Regions from separate parts of the Homo sapiens genome. Here region 1 is linked to region 2. The links are chromatin loops, found by intact Hi-C in ENCODE. Cell type or tissue: heart left ventricle. All regions are shown on one strand.

Region 1 (8,000 bases), 80 kb after region 2:
TTTTTTCTTTAGTAGAGATGGAGTCTTGCTGGTTTTGAACCTCCTGGGCTCAAGTGATCCTCCTGTTTTGGCCTCCCAAAATTCTGGGATTACAGTTGTGAGCCACTGTGCCCAGCCAAGTGAGATGCAATTTTTTTTTTTTTTTTTTTTGAGACAGAGTTTCACTCTTGTTGCCCAGGCTGGAGTGCAATGGTATGATCTTGGCTCACCGCAACCTCCGCCTCCCGGGTTCAAGTGATTCTCCTGCCTCAGCCTCCTGAGTAGCTGAGATTACAGGCATGTGCCACCACGCCCAGCTAATTTTGTATTTTTAGTAGACACAGGGTTTCTCCATGTTGGTCAGGCTGGTCTCGAGCTCCCGACCTCAGGTGATCCGCCCGCCTCAGCCTCCCAAAGTGCTGGGATTACAGGCATGAGCCACTGTTCCTGGCCTTTCTTCTTTTTTTGTTTTTGTTTTTTTTTGAGATGCAATTTTAAATAGGGTGGCTTGGACAGCCACCTGAGTTGGGTTTAAAAGCTGCCAGCTCCAGCCGTCCAGCTGTGGGGCCACGGTGCCAGACAGTGGTGGTGGTTATAGGACCGTAGGTGTTTACCAAAACTAGACAAGTCCACATAACAACCAACTGCACAAATAAGGAGTAAAATAATAAAGAGAAGGACGTGTGAGGCAGGACTGGATTGTAGCCCAGGATAAAGAGAAGTTGCGGGATGACAGCTGTGCCGTCGGCCCAGACAGAACCATCTGGACAGAGGACAGAGGATAAGGGAGATGGTTGAAAATACTACCATCATATGATAATGACAACTAAGCCACAGGAAAACAAGGCAGTTTTAACCTCAGGGGAAATCCCTCAGAAATGGATGGAATCTACCAGAAGCATCATGAGAGGAAGAGGAAGGGAAACAGAGCTAAATTGGGGCCAGGTGTGGTGGCTCGCACTTGTCATCCCAGCACTTTTGGAGGCCCAGGCGGGAAGATCACTGGAGCCCAGGAGTTCAGGACCAGCCTGGGCAACAAAGCGAGATCCCCTCTCTACAAAAAATAAAAAACTAGCCAGGCATGGTGGTGCATGCCTGTGGTCCCAGTTACTCAGGAGGCTGAGGTGCTGGGGAACAAGGCTGCAGTGAGCTGTGATTGTGCCAGCCTAGGTGACAGAGCCAGACCCTGTATCAAAAAAAATAATAATAATTAAAAAACAAAAGATCGGCTGGGCGCGGTGGCTCATGCCTGTAATCCCAGCACTTTGGGAGGCTGAGGTGGGTGGACCACCTGAGGTCGGGAGTTCGAGACCAGCCTCACCAACATGGAGAAACCCTGTGTCTACTAAAAATACAAAATTAGCTGGGCGTGGTGGTGCATGCCTGTAATTCTAGCTACTTGGGAGGCTGAGGCAGGAGAATTCACTTGAACCCGGGAAGTGGAGGTTGCGGTGAGCCAAGATCGCACCATTGCACTCCAGCCTGGGCAACAAGAGTGAAACACTGTCTCAAAAAAAAAAAAAAAAAGTGAAAGATCTAAATTGTCAACTATTCGTCAATAATTAATGTCTAAAAAATATTAAGAAAGGAAGAAAGGAATGAGAGCAAAAGAGAGGGAGAGAGGAAAGTGTCATCTTCATAAGCTGAAGGCCAGTGCCACCGTCACCACTGGCAGAGCTCCCCAGATTCTACAAAGGGAAACTGTTCCTCCATATGGAGTAATAGGGACTGGATATGTCATGCCAAATGAAAGAACACGCCAAACCAGACAAAATATATGGAATGCAGAGTATTAAAAAACTGGCTGTGGGCCAGTGAGGGACAGCGACGTGTGGGAGCTGGGAAACAAGGTAAGCCATGCGACTGGCCCAGTGTCCTGTGTGGAGTTTCCTGGTGGAGCCTGGCAGACACCCGGACTTTAGGAGTTGAAACTGATTCAGAGCGTCCCAGCAGCTGGAGTTTGCAGGGCGGAGAACCAGAGAGAAGAGAGCTGCACAGGGAAAGAACCCTGGATATCCACAGAGGCTCCCGTTCCAGTGTGCAGCGGACTACGACTACTGGTGAGCACAGGCGTGTGAGGAAGCTACCCAAGACCAGGGAAGGCCATCACCCCAGCAGGAGAGGATGAACGGTAACTCCAGTGTGCAAGCAGGACAGGGACTAGCAGCTGTCCCCACCCACCAGGATAGAGAAGCTCATGTTCACCTAGGCAGCACTGGCCAGGGTGCCCAGAATGGTGTTTGTTGCCTCCATAGAGGGAAACAAGCCTACAGTTAAGAGCTGCTCTGGTCCCACACAGCACATCTTCAAAGCAAGACTCAAAAGGATCAAACCATTTCCTTGTTTTCTGAGAATAAAAGCAGTTGTACCTCTTCCTTTTCACTCTCAGAAAATCTGATAGAATCTATAAAAGAGCCCTAAGGCTGGAGACACTGTATTTTCCAGGGAGCCAACTCCTTGCCCCAGACACTAGTCAATTGCCCCAGCACTTTCTTCACTGATCGTTAGAGGAAAAAAGCTCATGTTAGATTTAAAAATCAGGAAAAAAATTTAACACTAAACTTGCAAATATTATGTGGTGTATATTACAGTTACACATTTACTATGTAAGTGCAACTGTAAAACTGAGGAAGTATTCCAAAATGTTGACAGTAGTTAATCCTGAATGACAGAACCCAATTGATTTTCATTTTCTTCCATTTCCTAAATTGTCTTCAATTTCCTTGTACTCCTTGAATATCTGAATTCTAGAACCCCCCCCCCAGCAACCCAAGCACAACAAGAATATTGGGAGGTGCCCCAGCTGCAAATAAACTCAGACTTGGAATAGTAGCGCAGTTTTATTTTCTGTAGTAACAAACATTTAAGAACCAGATAAAACATGAGGCCCTCCCAGGAAAGTAGCAACTGTGGGAATTCCTGCCCTAGGGAAGGATGGACGCACTGCCTACAAGGAGACGCAAAGTGGGACCTCGCTCCATTTGCCCAGGCCAGGCTTAGCGGGAAACGGGGGGCCCAAAGCGCTGCATGGTCCGCACCACCAGGGAAAGCTGGTCAAGAAAGTTGATGACGGAAATTCGGAGCAGGCGACAGTCTTCAGCTTTCCAGCGGCTAAAAGTGAGGGGAAAAGAAAATCAAATTGGAGGTGGCAACTCCTGGTCCCTCGCTCTGCCCCTCAGGCACCCAATATAGCAAACCCTTGGGAGCCCTGCCATTACACAGCCCCTCAGGCAGAGACCGGCCCAGCGCACCTGGCGCTCCTTAGGGCTCATCCTTGGATGTCCCCCATGTCTCCATGGGCCGCCTCCCCCAACCCCGTCCCTTTCAGAACTTACACGACCAGGATCCTGCCACTCACTGTGAGATCCTTCCCAACCACCCTTTGGTGGGGCTCGGCATCTGGTGCCAGGGACCCATGGGCGATTTCCGCCTCCAAGGGGGTCGGGAAAGGCACGCTGAGGGTGCTGGGGGTCATTCGGTTAAGGTGCCATCTGATACGATCTTGCCTATGTCTCAGGCCTTCTTGCTCCTCTGAAGCCCCCTCTCAGGTCACCCTGCCTAGTGTCACCCCCTTCACTCCTTACCTCGCCCAGGCCACCGTTAGCAGAGCTTCTCCCTCCATTTCAATGTCTTCCCCTCCTCCGACCACCTCTGACCGTATACGCCAGCCCCGGTCCCCCCCTGCTACCCTTTCCGTCGGCCCCCCGCCCGCCCTCCTTTCCTTCTCCCCGAGTCCAGCCCTCGCTCCGCCGCAAGCAGCCCCCAGCTCGGAAAGGATACAATATGTGCGGCCGCATTCGTGACCCCCTGGCCGCAGACGCGGCGTCTCTGCCCGGACCTGGCGCGTGCGCTGGGGGAGCTCCACCGGCCGGAGCTGCGGCTGTGTCCACGCCCCCGCGGCAGCTGTGGCCACCCCGGCCATCCCCGCCGTCAGCGCCTCCGCCTGCGTCTGCATCCGCGTCCCGCATGACCGCCGCCGCGCCGCTCCGACTCCACCCCCGAAGCGCAGGTCCTACGCCCCGCCCTCTCTGTGGCTCCTTCCCGAAGCCCCGCCCCCTGCGCACGACTCCGCCCACACGCGCCTGCGCAGGTCCCTGGAGAGCCTGACTGGCGCGTGGTCAGTTCCCGCCAAGCGGCCCTGCCGGGGGCCTTCTGAGACCCGGTCAGCGGTTGAGAGGCTGCGGTTTCCTCCAGAAACTCTGCCCTTTCGCGCGTAACTCGATTCCAGAGCGCTGGTGCAAACTGACCCACAGTCGGTCCGGCCCCAGGAAGCCAACCCTGACGGGGCTTTTGAAGACACCGTGGTCGCCTATCCCAGAGGCGCACCCCGCGAGGCTCCGCCCCTAAGCGCGCCTTGTGACCTTAGCGCGCCTGCGCTGGCGGGGCCTTCCCCCTTGTCCCTGGAGGCCCCAGTGAGGCCCTGCGGTGCCTGGACGGCTTCCCGCCCCGTTTCTTACCTGGACCCAAGAGCCCCAGGAGATGTGGCACAACGTCCATGTTGCGATTCGCAGAGGGAGGGTGGCCGGGTCGGGTAACCCCCAAGGATACTGCTCTTGCCCTCAACCCCAGTGCCCAACCAACGGGGCTTCACCATGGACTGTGAAGCATCGGATGTGCATTTTAGAGGAAGCATTTTAGAGCGGGTGGGCTGTGCAGAGCGGGGGAGCCTGTCAGCAGGAGGCCTGCACGGAGGCGAAAAATGACAGGGCCTTGAATGAAAGTACTGGCGGTGGGTCTAGGTCTAATATAACGTGAAAAATCAGACTGCACAACTATGAGTATGAAAATGCCAGTTTAGGCCAGGCAAAGTGGCCCCCGCTTGGAATCCCAGCACTTTGGAAGGCCAAGGGAGGAGGATCACTTGAGCCCAGGAGTTCAAGACAAACACAGGCAACATAGTGAGACCCCGTCTCTACAAAAAATACAAAAATAAATTTTAAAAGTTAGCTGGGAGTGGTGGAGCGTGCCTGTAGTCATAGCTTCTTGGAGGCTGAGGAGGGTTGATTGCTTGAGCCCGGGAGTTCGACACCAGCCTGGGCAACATAGTGAAACCCTGCCTCTACAAAAAATACAAAAATTAGCTGGGTGTGATGGTGCACACCTGTGGTCCCAGCTACTAGGGAGGCTGAGATGGGAGGACAGCCTGAGCCCGGGAGGCAGAGGCTGCAGTTAGCCGTGATCGCCCCACCGCACTCCAGCCTGGTTGATAGAGCCAGACCCCGCCTCAAAAAATAAAAGAAAATGCCAACTTAGTCTCTTACTGTACATATGTAGAGAAATCCTAGAACAATACAGCGTCAGGTAAATCCTCATGATCTCTGCTAATAGTATGGTGGGTGACTTTAATTTCCTTTTTGTGTTTTCCCTCCAATTTTTCCGAAGTGGTCTTTTATGACATTTACAATAAAAAAAAAAGTATTTAAAGTGACATCAGTCCGGGCACGGTGGCTCACGCCTATAATCCCAGTACTTTGGGAGGCCGAGGCGGGTGGATCACTTGAAGTCAGGAGTTCAACACCATCCTGGCCAACATGGTGAAACCCCCGGCCCTACTAAAAATAACAAAAATTAGCTGCGTGTCGTGGTGTGCGCCTGTAGTCCCAGCTATTCGGGAGGCTGGGACAGAAGAATCACTTGAACCCGGGAGGTGGAGGTTGTGGTGAGCCGACATCACGCCACTGCACTCCAGCCTGGGCGACAGAGGGAGACTGTCTCAAAAAGAAAAATAATAAAAATAAAAAATGAATAAATAAAGTGACATAAAATTTCCAACAGTGTTTGTCATGTTTGGACAACCTATTTTCCTCCTTTGCAGTCATAAGGAAGGATTAAACACTGAACTATATCAGCAAATCCTGTTGGGTTTCCCTCTGAAATAGGTTCCACATCAGCCCACTTCTCGCTCTCCACTGCTAGTCTGCTGTGGAAGCCAGCATCTTTCCTTGACCTCCCTCAACAGCTTCCTGGCTGATTCTCTTTTACACTTTCCCCTCTACAACCTATTCACCACACCGCAGAATGACTTTTTAATTTCTAATTTAAATTGCATGGGGCTGGGCGCAGTGGCTCATGCCTGTAATCCCAGCACTTTGGGAGGCCAAGGCAGGCAGATCACTTGAGGTCAGGAGTTCCAGACCAGCCTGACCAACATGGTGAAACCCCATCTCTACTAAAAATACAAAAATTAGCCAGTTGTGGTGGCAGGAGCTTGTTATCCCAGCTATTTGGGAGGCTGAGACAGGAGAATGGCTTGAACCCGGGAGGTGGAGGTTGTGGTGAGCCCAGATCGCACCATTGCACTCCAGCCTGGGCAACAAGAGCAAAACTCTGTCTCAAAAAAAAAAAAAAAAAAATTAGCCGGCTGTGACAGTGTGTGCCTGCGGTCCCAGCTACCAGAGAGGCTGACGCAGGAGGATTGCTTGAGCCCAGGAAGTCAAGGCTACAGTGAGCTATGATCTAGCCACTGCACTCTGCACAAGTAACAGACTGAGACTCTGTCTCAATCAAACAAACAAACAAAAAAGTCCATGATATTCAGGAAAGAAAGCAGAGATAAAGGAAAGGTTTTTATAGGGAAATGGCAAGTAATAGCTGTAGAAAAAACTATCAGAAAATTACCATCTTTGCAACCACCAATGTAATAATTAATTGTTATTAACTTAATAATTGATTCAGGATGGCCAGGTGTAGTGGCTCACGCCTGTAATTCCAGCACTTTGGGAGGCCGAGGCGAGTGGATTGCGAGGTCAGGAGTTTGAGACCAGCCTGGCCAACACAGTGAAATCCCATCTCTACTAAAAGTACAAAAAAAATTAGCCGGCTGTGGTGGCATGCATCTGTAGTCTCAGCTACTCAGGAGGCTGAGGCGGGAGAATCTCTTGAACCCAGGAGGCAGAGATTGCAGTGAGCCGAGACCACGCCATTGCACTCCAGCCTGGGTGACAGAGTGAGGCTCCGTCTCACAAAAAAAAAAAAAAATCGATTCAGGCAAGGAATTGTCGCTGGATGGCAAAAGCATTAGCTGAAAGGTTGTTGGGGACAGGATATTCACAAAGTCCCCAAATATTACCCCAAATTACTTGTGAATCAGGAAGGGAAACTGCGTCTTTACAGGGGAGAGATCTGGCAGCAGCCACCTGGATCACGTGATCAAACTGAGCGTCCTCAACAGTGGGGCAGCCTGACCCTGCCAGCTGCCTGATGAGGGGCTGGGGGTGAGTGTGGTCAGAGGAGGAAAGGATACAGTAGCAGCTGCCCTGGATGCTTCCAAAAATATTCTTGCCTGATTGCCTATGGAGAATGGCTAGTTGGGAGAGGCAAAGATGGCCTCCTGCTCCCTCAGAAGCCTGGCTGAGTGGCATTGCCAGTCCTCCAGCCGGGCCGTGGAGAACACGTGTGTGCTGAGGAGCCGGCCAGTGCTGGACGTGAGTGCCAAGAGGGAAGGGACTGTGTCTTCCAGTCTCAGGGTTGCCAGCACCTGGGACACAAGGGGGCACTCAGTGATGAGCAGGGTGTCGTCTGCAGCAAAGTCAGGCGCTGTCTGGAAGACATGGGCTGGAGCTCAGGAGAGAGGGCCGGGATGAGACATAGACATGGCAGTGAGGCACAGAAATAGAAAGCAAGCTGGATGAGCTCCCCGAGGAGTGATACAGAGGGAAGAGAAGGGGCTCAGGGACAGAGCCCTGGGGCACCAACATTGAGGGGTGGGGTGTGTGTGAAGAACCAGCAAGAGAGCCTGAGTAGGAGCAAGTGGTGGAAACAGCGGGAGAGCAAAGGCAGAAGAGGGTGAGGAATGAGGACTGCCGGCCATTCAGTGGGGCCCTGAAGGTGTATGCAGGCCGCTCCAGCTGGGCCCTGGAGGAGGACAGGGCAGTTGCTGTGTGTCTCTCATCTCTCCTGAAGGCTTTTCAGGGCTGGGAGGCTCAAGGCTGGCCACCTCTGCTGCATCTACTCCTGGGAGTACCAGGCCCGGGCAGATCTATTGGAGCTGGTGAGGCTCACATGGGACACCAGCTGATCCA
Region 2 (8,000 bases):
TGCCATGGCACTCCAGCCTGGGCAACAAGAGCGAAACTCCATCTCAGAAAAAAAAAAAAAAAAAAAAAAAAGACAGTGGAGTCCTAGATGGCGAGGGTAGCAATGGAGAAACCCACTTCAATTTCTTTGAGCCAACAGTTGGAAGGATTCCCGTGGGAAGGTCAGGAGGGAGAGGAGCCAACAGGTGGAACTCCGACAGTTCCCCCGTCCTCACCTTGTAGGGCTGCAAGATTCCTTGGTGCCTGTCTGGGCTCCAGGGCCCCCACCCACCCCTGCAGGCTTATGTGCGGATCAGCAAGAGGCACTCTGCTCTCGGGGCAGGTACTCGGCTGGAGGCGAGGACACGGGAGGGATTTCAGCCCTCTCGCTCCCCAGGAAGATGTCCTTGTGCAGAGAACAGCCTGCACGACCTACTAGGGCACCCAGGATTAGGCTGTATCCTCCGTCTGCCCAAACTGGCTACAGAAAGCTCATTTTAACGCCCACTAGAGAGTGAGGAGACTGTAGGTGCAATTTCTTTTTTCTTTTTTTTCTGAGACAGATGAGTCTTGCTCTGTGGTCCCAGGCTGGAGTGCAGTGGTGTGATCTTGGCTCACTCAAACCTCCACCTCCCAGGTTCAAGCCAGATTCTCCTGCCTCAGCCTCCCGAGTAGCTGAGATTACAGGCATGCGCCACCATGCCCAGCTAATTTTTTTATATTTTTAGTAGAGACGTGGTTTCACCCTGTTGGCCAGGCTGGTCTCCAACTCCTGACCTCAATTGATCCACCCACCTCAGCCTCCCAAAGTGCTGGGATTATAGGCGTGAGCCACTGCACCCGCCCTGTAGGCAGATTTTTTTTTTTTTTTCTGAGATAGTTTCTCTCTGTAGACTAGGCTGGAGTGCAGTGGCATGATCTCGGCTCACTGCAACCTCTGTCTTCCGGGCTCAAGCAATTCTCCTGCCTCAGCCTCCCAAGTAGCTAGTATTACAGGTGTGTGCCACCACACCCGGCTCATTTTTGTATTTTTAGTAGACAGGGTTTCACCATGTTGGCCAGGTTGGCCTTGAACTCCTGACCTCAGGTAATCCGCCCGCCTCGGCCTCCCAAAGCGCTCGGATTACAGGCGTGAGCCACAGCGCCCGGCCATACACGAATTTTTTTGAGACAGTCTTGCTCTGTCGCCCAGGCTGGAGTACAGTGGTGTGATCTCAGCTCACTGCAATCTCTGCGTCCTGAGCTCAAGCGATCCTCCCACCTCAGCTGGGATTAGAGTGTGCCGCCACGCCTGGCTAATTTTTAAATATATATATATATATATATTTTTTTTTTTTTTTTTTTTTTTCTGAGACGGAGTCTCGCTCTGTCACCCAGGCTGGAGTGCAATGGCGTGGTCTCGGCTCACTGCAACCTCCGCCTCCCGGGTTCAAGCGATTCTCCTGCCTCAGCCTCCGAAGCAGCTGGGATTACAGGCACCAGCCAGCATGCCCAGCTAATTTTTGTATTTTTAGTAGAGACGGGGTTTCACCATGTTGGCCAGGCTGGTCTCGATCTGCTGACCTCATGATCCGCCCGCCTCGGCCTCCCAAAGTGCTGGAATTACAGGCGTGAGCCACTGCGCCCAGCCAATTTTTAGTTTTTAATTTTTGTAGAGGCGGTTTTTCGCCATGTTGTCCAGGTCTCAAATTCCTGGGCTCAAGTGATCCGCCCACCTCCGCCCCTCAAAGTGCTGAGATCACAGGCGTGAGCCACGGCACTCCGCCGCAATTCCTGACTTGTACTGCCCCAGTGGTGTTACAGCCTCGAACCCAGTTTCCAGACCTAAGTCACCGCCGGCATCCAGAGTCCCATGATGGAAAGGGAGGCTAGGTTCCCCTGGGAAGGACCTTGCACCACTGCTGCAAGTGCACCCCAGAAATCGTCCCAAGCTTTTCTCAAAGGGACCTGCAGCCATTTATAAAAGCGACATATCATCCTGGAAAACAGGTGCGCTCGAGCAGGATTTCCTCCCGTCCTTCCTGTCAAAGGACGGGAAGACTTTGTTACCCCACCGCGCCCCACCTGCAGAATGGTGGACAGATACCTCCAGATGCCACTTCCCCCAGGACGCCCGCCTGCTCTGCGCACCTCTCCCCGGATGCTGCCCCGTGGGCGGGTGGGGGCGGCCCTGCTTCCCCACGACCCCCAGACGCACCCGGAGGGACTCTTGAGCACAGTGGAGTGGGAAGGGCGAGGTGGGGCGGTGCCCAGGCGAGAGCGGCTCATGGGAGGCGGCGCCCGAGACGCAGCTGGTCGGGACGGTGCGGGTCAGGGTGGGCGGAGCGGGGCTAGAGATGCCCCGGGGTTTCCCAGGCCATGAGTCTCCGTGGAGATTTCTCCTCGACCTCTTCCCCGCGGCAATGTGCGAACCCTGGGTCTCCAGGAAACGGGGATACGGGGCATGGCTCCCAGCAAGGCCTGGTCCAGCCTCTCCGGTAGGGGAATGGGTCTCCCCCTCCGGCCTCCCGGGTTGACAAAGGAACGCGGGCCCAGATCCCCGTATGGCGCTTCACCGCCGGGGCCTCTAGCCTAGAAGGAGGCACGGAGCGCGTGTCCGAGACCCGTGCAAGCTCAGGGACACTCTCGCGGTCGCCGGGAGGCCCACCTAGGGTACTTTCCTTTTTTCCACTCTCAGAAATATACGTCTGTCACAGTTAACGGCAAAGCCTAGGGCAAGAGTTCTACGCCCAAGATGGCCAGCCGGAAGCGGGCTTCTCGCGACCATGTGGCGAAGCCCCATTCGTCAGCTGGCCGCCCGCGGCCCTGGTACCCGGTCACCTCTCTGATCTGCGCATGTGCTGGGCTACGCCCGGGCGCAAGCGCCAAGAGCGGCTGCGTCTATGGTCATGACGTCTGACAGAGCGTCCACCCGTCTTCGACAGGACTCTATGGTTCTTACGCGCGCAGACAGACCGCCTATATAAGCCATGCGCAGGCGGAGGAGCGCCTCTTTCCCTTCGGTGTGGTGAGTAAGCGCAGTTGTCGTCTCTTGCGGTGCCGTTGCTGGTTCTCACACCTTTTAGGTCTGTTCTCGTCTTCCGTTCCGACTCTCTCTTTTTCGTTGCAGCCACTGAAGATCCTGGTGTCGCCATGGGCCGCCGCCCCGCCCGTTGGTGAGTCTTGAATCCGTGTACTTTCACTGCTGGGAAACGGGCGGGGAAAGAAGTGCCTATGGCCGCTGAAAACAATTGTGGGGTGGAGCCTCCCCCGTGCGGCGGCCCTGTCTTGGGAACTGACCCTATGTTTTACACCTCCCGGCTATTTTTTAGTCTGCAATATTACTGTCTGTTCCTTCGTTCCCGTGTCGGTGTGGAAGCGACGGTTCCCTCGTATCTCTGCCTGTGTCCTGCAAGCTCACCGCATTTTCGGGCGCTAGATACGCTCTTGGGGCCTTTGTGTGCGTTCTCTGTCTTATTTCCGGGCGACGTGCCGCGTGCGTTGTCGGACGTGAAGGGCAGTCCGGGAAAAACGGGTGCGGCCGCCTCCTGTGTCCTACAGGGGGCGCCAGACGCATTTCCACTCGGCTTGGAGGTGGATTTAGTGCCACGTGCCCGAAAGTCTTAAATTGGGTGACCTGAGCTGTGCAATGATAATGCGGCGATTTTGTAGTACGCAGTGTCTTGAAGAGAGAATTTTTAACTAGGAAAGTTTGTTGCAAAGTGTTTATAGGAAGCGTAAGACAAAGTAACGGAAGATGGTGTCTGTTGTTTCTAGTCTTGGGTGTTGTCTGTGTTGCAGCAGCCAACTGTTGCTTTGTAGTTTATTTCCCCGAATGGAAACGGTTTAGAAGTGGACGTGCATTCCCCACCCTTTTCCCGTCCCTCGTTTGGGTTGTTCCTTGAGGGGCAAAGTGCCTGTTGGGCTTTCTGTGAACCTCACCTAACCTGTGTTTTTTCACTCCCCTGCAGTTACCGGTATTGTAAGAACAAGCCGTACCCAAAGTCTCGCTTCTGCCGAGGTGTCCCTGGTAAGTAGTGGAAGAGCCCCTGCACTGGTTGGCTCTGCGGACTCCGCGTCCGTCTGTGACACCCCCTGCACACTTACCCAATCCTTTTAGATGCCAAGATTCGCATTTTTGACCTGGGGCGGAAAAAGGCAAAAGTGGATGAGTTTCCGCTTTGTGGCCACATGGTGTCAGATGAATATGAGCAGCTGTCCTCTGAAGGTAAGGCAGGATTCTTTGTTCGTCACCCCCCAGTCCTTCCTCCGTGCTCCCTCAACCCCACCCACATACACTGCACTGGAATTGGGAGTTGATGAAACATGAGCCTTACAAAACTCAGCCAACACAGTTCCCCTGAGCTGGAGATAGTCGTGGTGAATGTTTCTCTATTATCTTCTCTCACTTTGCTGCTTTTCTTCTCCCTACCTAGCCCTGGAGGCTGCCCGAATTTGTGCCAATAAGTACATGGTAAAAAGTTGTGGCAAAGATGGCTTCCATATCCGGGTGCGGCTCCACCCCTTCCACGTCATCCGCATCAACAAGATGTTGTCCTGTGCTGGGGCTGACAGGTGAGCTTGGTCTGGGCCTTTTAAGGCAGTTGGAGTCTCTACATTATTAGGCTTGCATTATTTTATCAGAGCATAGAGGTGGCCCCAGTGACTCAGCCACTATGGCTACTAGAAAAGCCAGGCTGGCAAGTGACTTTCAGTGGTCACTCAGGACCCCTTCCTGCAGATACAAACAAAGCATGAGTAAGTCTTAGCAAGCTCTTCCCCACAGGTTAGGGGAAACACTGGTGATGGGAGTAGCTCTTCTTGCTTTTAGCTGAATGACAACCATCTTGCCAGCAGGTAGCTGAAGCTGGCAGAGGAGCCCAGTGGCGCCTTTTCAGTGGTTCTTGGGATGCTCCGCAGCCAATTAAGCCGACTGAGTTCCTTTCCTCATGGGGACCCAGTGTGCGATGGCTGCACACAGCAGCTTCCTTGGTAGTGTACGCAGCCTGTTGGTTGTATGGGTTGCTCTAAGGGACCTTGGAGACAGGCCTTTCAGGTGGATGTTCATGTTTCTGACCTTGCACTACCCCAATGTAGGCTCCAAACAGGCATGCGAGGTGCCTTTGGAAAGCCCCAGGGCACTGTGGCCAGGGTTCACATTGGCCAAGTTATCATGTCCATCCGCACCAAGCTGCAGAACAAGGAGCATGTGATTGAGGCCCTGCGCAGGGCCAAGTTCAAGTTTCCTGGCCGCCAGAAGGTATGTAGTGCTGCAGCCCCCTTCTCCCACCTTTGCCCCAGGCCTCCTGACTCAGTTCTTTCCATTGCTCCTTAGATCCACATCTCAAAGAAGTGGGGCTTCACCAAGTTCAATGCTGATGAATTTGAAGACATGGTGGCTGAAAAGCGGCTCATCCCAGATGGCTGTGGGGTCAAGTACATCCCCAGTCGTGGCCCTCTGGACAAGTGGCGGGCCCTGCACTCATGAGGGCTTCCAATGTGCTGCCCCCCTCTTAATACTCACCAATAAATTCTACTTCCTGTCCACCTATGTCTTTGTATCTACATTCTTGACGGGGAAGGAACTTCCTCTGGGAACCTTTGGGTCATTGCCCTTTCACTTCAGAAACAGGTTGACAACTCAGCCCTGCTCATGAGGCAGCAAACCCTGCAAAGGGCTGGGACTGGTGGCCTTATGTCAGTTGTCTACTCTGGAGCTTGACTTGGACCTCCCCAGGTCCTAGGCAGTAGGTTGAAAAACACTGAAGTGCTTTTCATGAAGCACAGCTGCAGCAAAGCCTTGCAATCCCAGGCTGGGGTCAGCCTACAGTTGTGTTGCTTATTACAACACATGCGGACCAAGAGGGGCTTGTGGGCTAGAGGCTGACCAGCAGCGTTTATTTAGCAAGGGTAGGTGTGCATCACATTGGGCTTGTTCTCACCCATCTGGTTTGGCCATTCCTCCTTGGTGGGAATCATCCAGGTACTGCTGAGGTCACCTGCGATTTGCCCCATTTCCTATCTCTAGCAACCTCCTGGGCCCCATGCCCCCACCCCTTCTAGAACCTGCATTCCCAGGGCCTTCACCACCTGACCAAAGGTCTAGGCTAACCTTTGGTCATTTGTAACAAGACCTCGGAACAGACACGTGTGTGGCATGGTTTGGCCTGGGGATCTTAGATGTCTGACCTGAACTATTGTAGAACAGCGCTGGCTTTTGGGGGAGCAGCAAAAATGAGAGGAGTGCTAGGTGGGTGGCCTGAGCATCTGTATCCAGGGACAGGACTCCAAAGGCTTTTGGTCCCAGAGCTGGGGTATGTTGGCCCCAGCCCCCAGCCTGTGGCTCCCAAAAGGCCTCTGGTTTTTTGTAATCTCAGTTTACAGCCATTTCTTAGGTTTTTAATTACCTTTATTTTATTTTGCCAAACATACCTGGGAATACCTTTTATTTTTTTTTTACCTTGGGGTGATGGTTCCAAACCATAAATGTGATTATAGTTAACACATGACCCTTCTAGCGTCCCAGCCAGTGTTTTTCCTGACCTCTCTTCTTTGGAGAGGAGGATGGAAGGGAGGGGTCCGGCATGCTGCTGGCATTTTGCTGTGTCCTGCAGCCCCTTTCCGGGACACCTGGGTTCACACAGCTTTTTAGCTTACATAACTGGTGCAGATTTTCTGTGTGGAGATGTTGCCTTGACCAGCCTTGGCTGGACTTTACCAGGCATGCAGAAGCCTGTACCAACACAGACTACAGCACCCAGGAGGTGCGAGTGTGGCTGCTCAGCGGTTATAACAGGCCTGACTGCATTGTTCACCGGATTATAATGAGCCAAAATGTTTCCCGGTGTTTGCTGGTTTCAGGGAAGGAGTTTGATATAGCAGATTAACCACCCTCCTTGTAGCTATTGGGGCTTAATGGTTTCCTGGTGATTCTTACCAATCCACAATAAACATGGCCCATTGGCATATCTGCTGCACAAGTGTCCTATCTCACCAATCTGGGTTTTTGTTCTCAGTAACTTTCCTTCTTGTCATACAACATCTTCATTCCTCTTTCTGAACCCTCCCTTCCCCTACCCCAACCCAGAGCCCACTTTGTCTCCACTCCTGATACTACACTACCTGGCAGGTGGCATGAGTGCAGGGCCCCTGGCTTCCTCTCCTAATCTAGGCACAAGCCCAACCAAAGAACAAGAGCCAAATCAAACAAGGCAGGCAGGGGTGGACTACAGTCACAGGGCAACTATAGTTGAAGCCCCCCAGCCCCAGGGCTGGATGGACGGGGGAGGCTGGGGTTTAAGTCCCAAAAGGCAGCAGGCCCTGGGGGGGTAGGGGGACGCTCAGGCAGCAGGGCACAGCTGAGGGGACAGGAGTGATAGCAGCAACAGAACAGTGAGGCTGAGAGGCTGGACGCTGTGCGCCTGGCTCAGCTTCAGCTCCACCTCCACGGGGTAGTGGTCACTGATGTTGAGGGCCTGGGAATGGGTGGTGGGGCAGTGTCAGTGCCCGGGGCCGAGGGGCTTCCCTGTGACCCTGCTGCTGCCCTCCCTCCTCATGCCAGCCCCATCCCTTCACCTCCTCCTCGGTGAGCTGGAAGCTCGTGGGGAAGTCAAAGGCAGCCGCAGTGTGCAGCAGACTCCGGCAGCGCTCCCCGTGCAGCACGACGCGGTCATAGGTGCAGTGGGTGCTGGCCCGCACTGTGGTGTCCTCCCCATCGGCAATCACCCAGTGGAAGCCTGGCTCAGTCCGCAGCTCCAGCTTGTCCAGGCGCTTTTTGGTCAGTGAAGCGCAGTCAGCATTGAAGTCCCCAAGCAGGATCACGTCCTAGAGACACAGCAGCCATCAGGCTGGCCGCTGGGCCACCCTATCCTTGTCCCTCCTGTACAAACTGCCCAGGCCTACCTTGCTCTGCCAGTGCTGGGAGACCTCCAGAAACACATCGTAGAGGGCGTTCAGCTCCTTCTCTACGGCCTTAGGAGTGGTGTGCAGCGGGACCAACACCAGGCTGGGAAGGACTGCAAGGCCCAGGGACCGAGGGCTGCC

What was found. A loop is a pair of places that touch in the nucleus more often than their neighbours do. Peaks named below come from ENCODE experiments on the same cell type or tissue, not always from the same donor. Only the 100,000 strongest peaks of a DNase experiment are listed, where the experiment ranks them.
Region 1: a loop joins it to region 2, with 4 times the contacts of the local background. A loop is called at or near these places in 10 of 110 quality-filtered maps.

The regions. Positions count from the first base shown.
Region 1 is chrX:154,474,969-154,482,968 of GRCh38, forward strand. It overlaps PLXNA3 (plexin A3), which reads left to right. Exons shown (of 33, transcript NM_017514.5): 33 at 1-2,811. It overlaps LAGE3 (L antigen family member 3), which reads right to left and starts at 4,313. Exons shown (of 3, transcript NM_006014.5): 1 at 3,760-4,313; 2 at 3,315-3,443; 3 at 2,807-3,090. The coding sequence starts at 3,947. The coding sequence ends at 2,976. RefSeq lists a silencer at 3,707-3,926 and enhancers at 4,188-4,687, 7,023-7,082. In heart left ventricle, no CTCF peak of the experiment used is centred here; DNase peaks (open chromatin) are centred at 4,003 and 4,343; H3K4me3 peaks cover 1,538 bases; H3K27ac peaks cover 1,005 bases.
Region 2 is chrX:154,395,410-154,403,409 of GRCh38, forward strand. RPL10 (ribosomal protein L10) reads left to right here and starts at 2,968. Exons shown (of 7, transcript NM_006013.5): 1 at 2,968-2,985; 2 at 3,088-3,133; 3 at 3,929-3,987; 4 at 4,078-4,185; 5 at 4,394-4,532; 6 at 5,055-5,217; 7 at 5,293-6,923. The coding sequence starts at 3,111. The coding sequence ends at 5,445. It overlaps DNASE1L1 (deoxyribonuclease 1 like 1), which reads right to left. Exons shown (of 8, transcript NM_001303620.2): 6 at 7,860-7,972; 7 at 7,533-7,781; 8 at 5,827-7,432. The coding sequence ends at 7,298. SNORA70 (small nucleolar RNA, H/ACA box 70) reads left to right here and starts at 4,872; the gene lies at 4,872-5,006. It overlaps LOC124905228 (a long non-coding RNA gene), which reads right to left and starts at 3,433. Exons shown (of 2, transcript XR_007068356.1): 1 at 2,176-3,433. RefSeq lists silencers at 2,011-2,190, 2,261-2,330 and enhancers at 2,333-2,878, 2,891-3,100, 3,423-3,968, 3,969-4,512, 4,513-5,058 and 2 more. In heart left ventricle, a CTCF peak has its summit at 3,512 (motif pointing right); DNase peaks (open chromatin) are centred at 1,722, 2,282, 2,822 and 3,492; H3K4me3 peaks cover 3,719 bases; H3K27ac peaks cover 3,059 bases.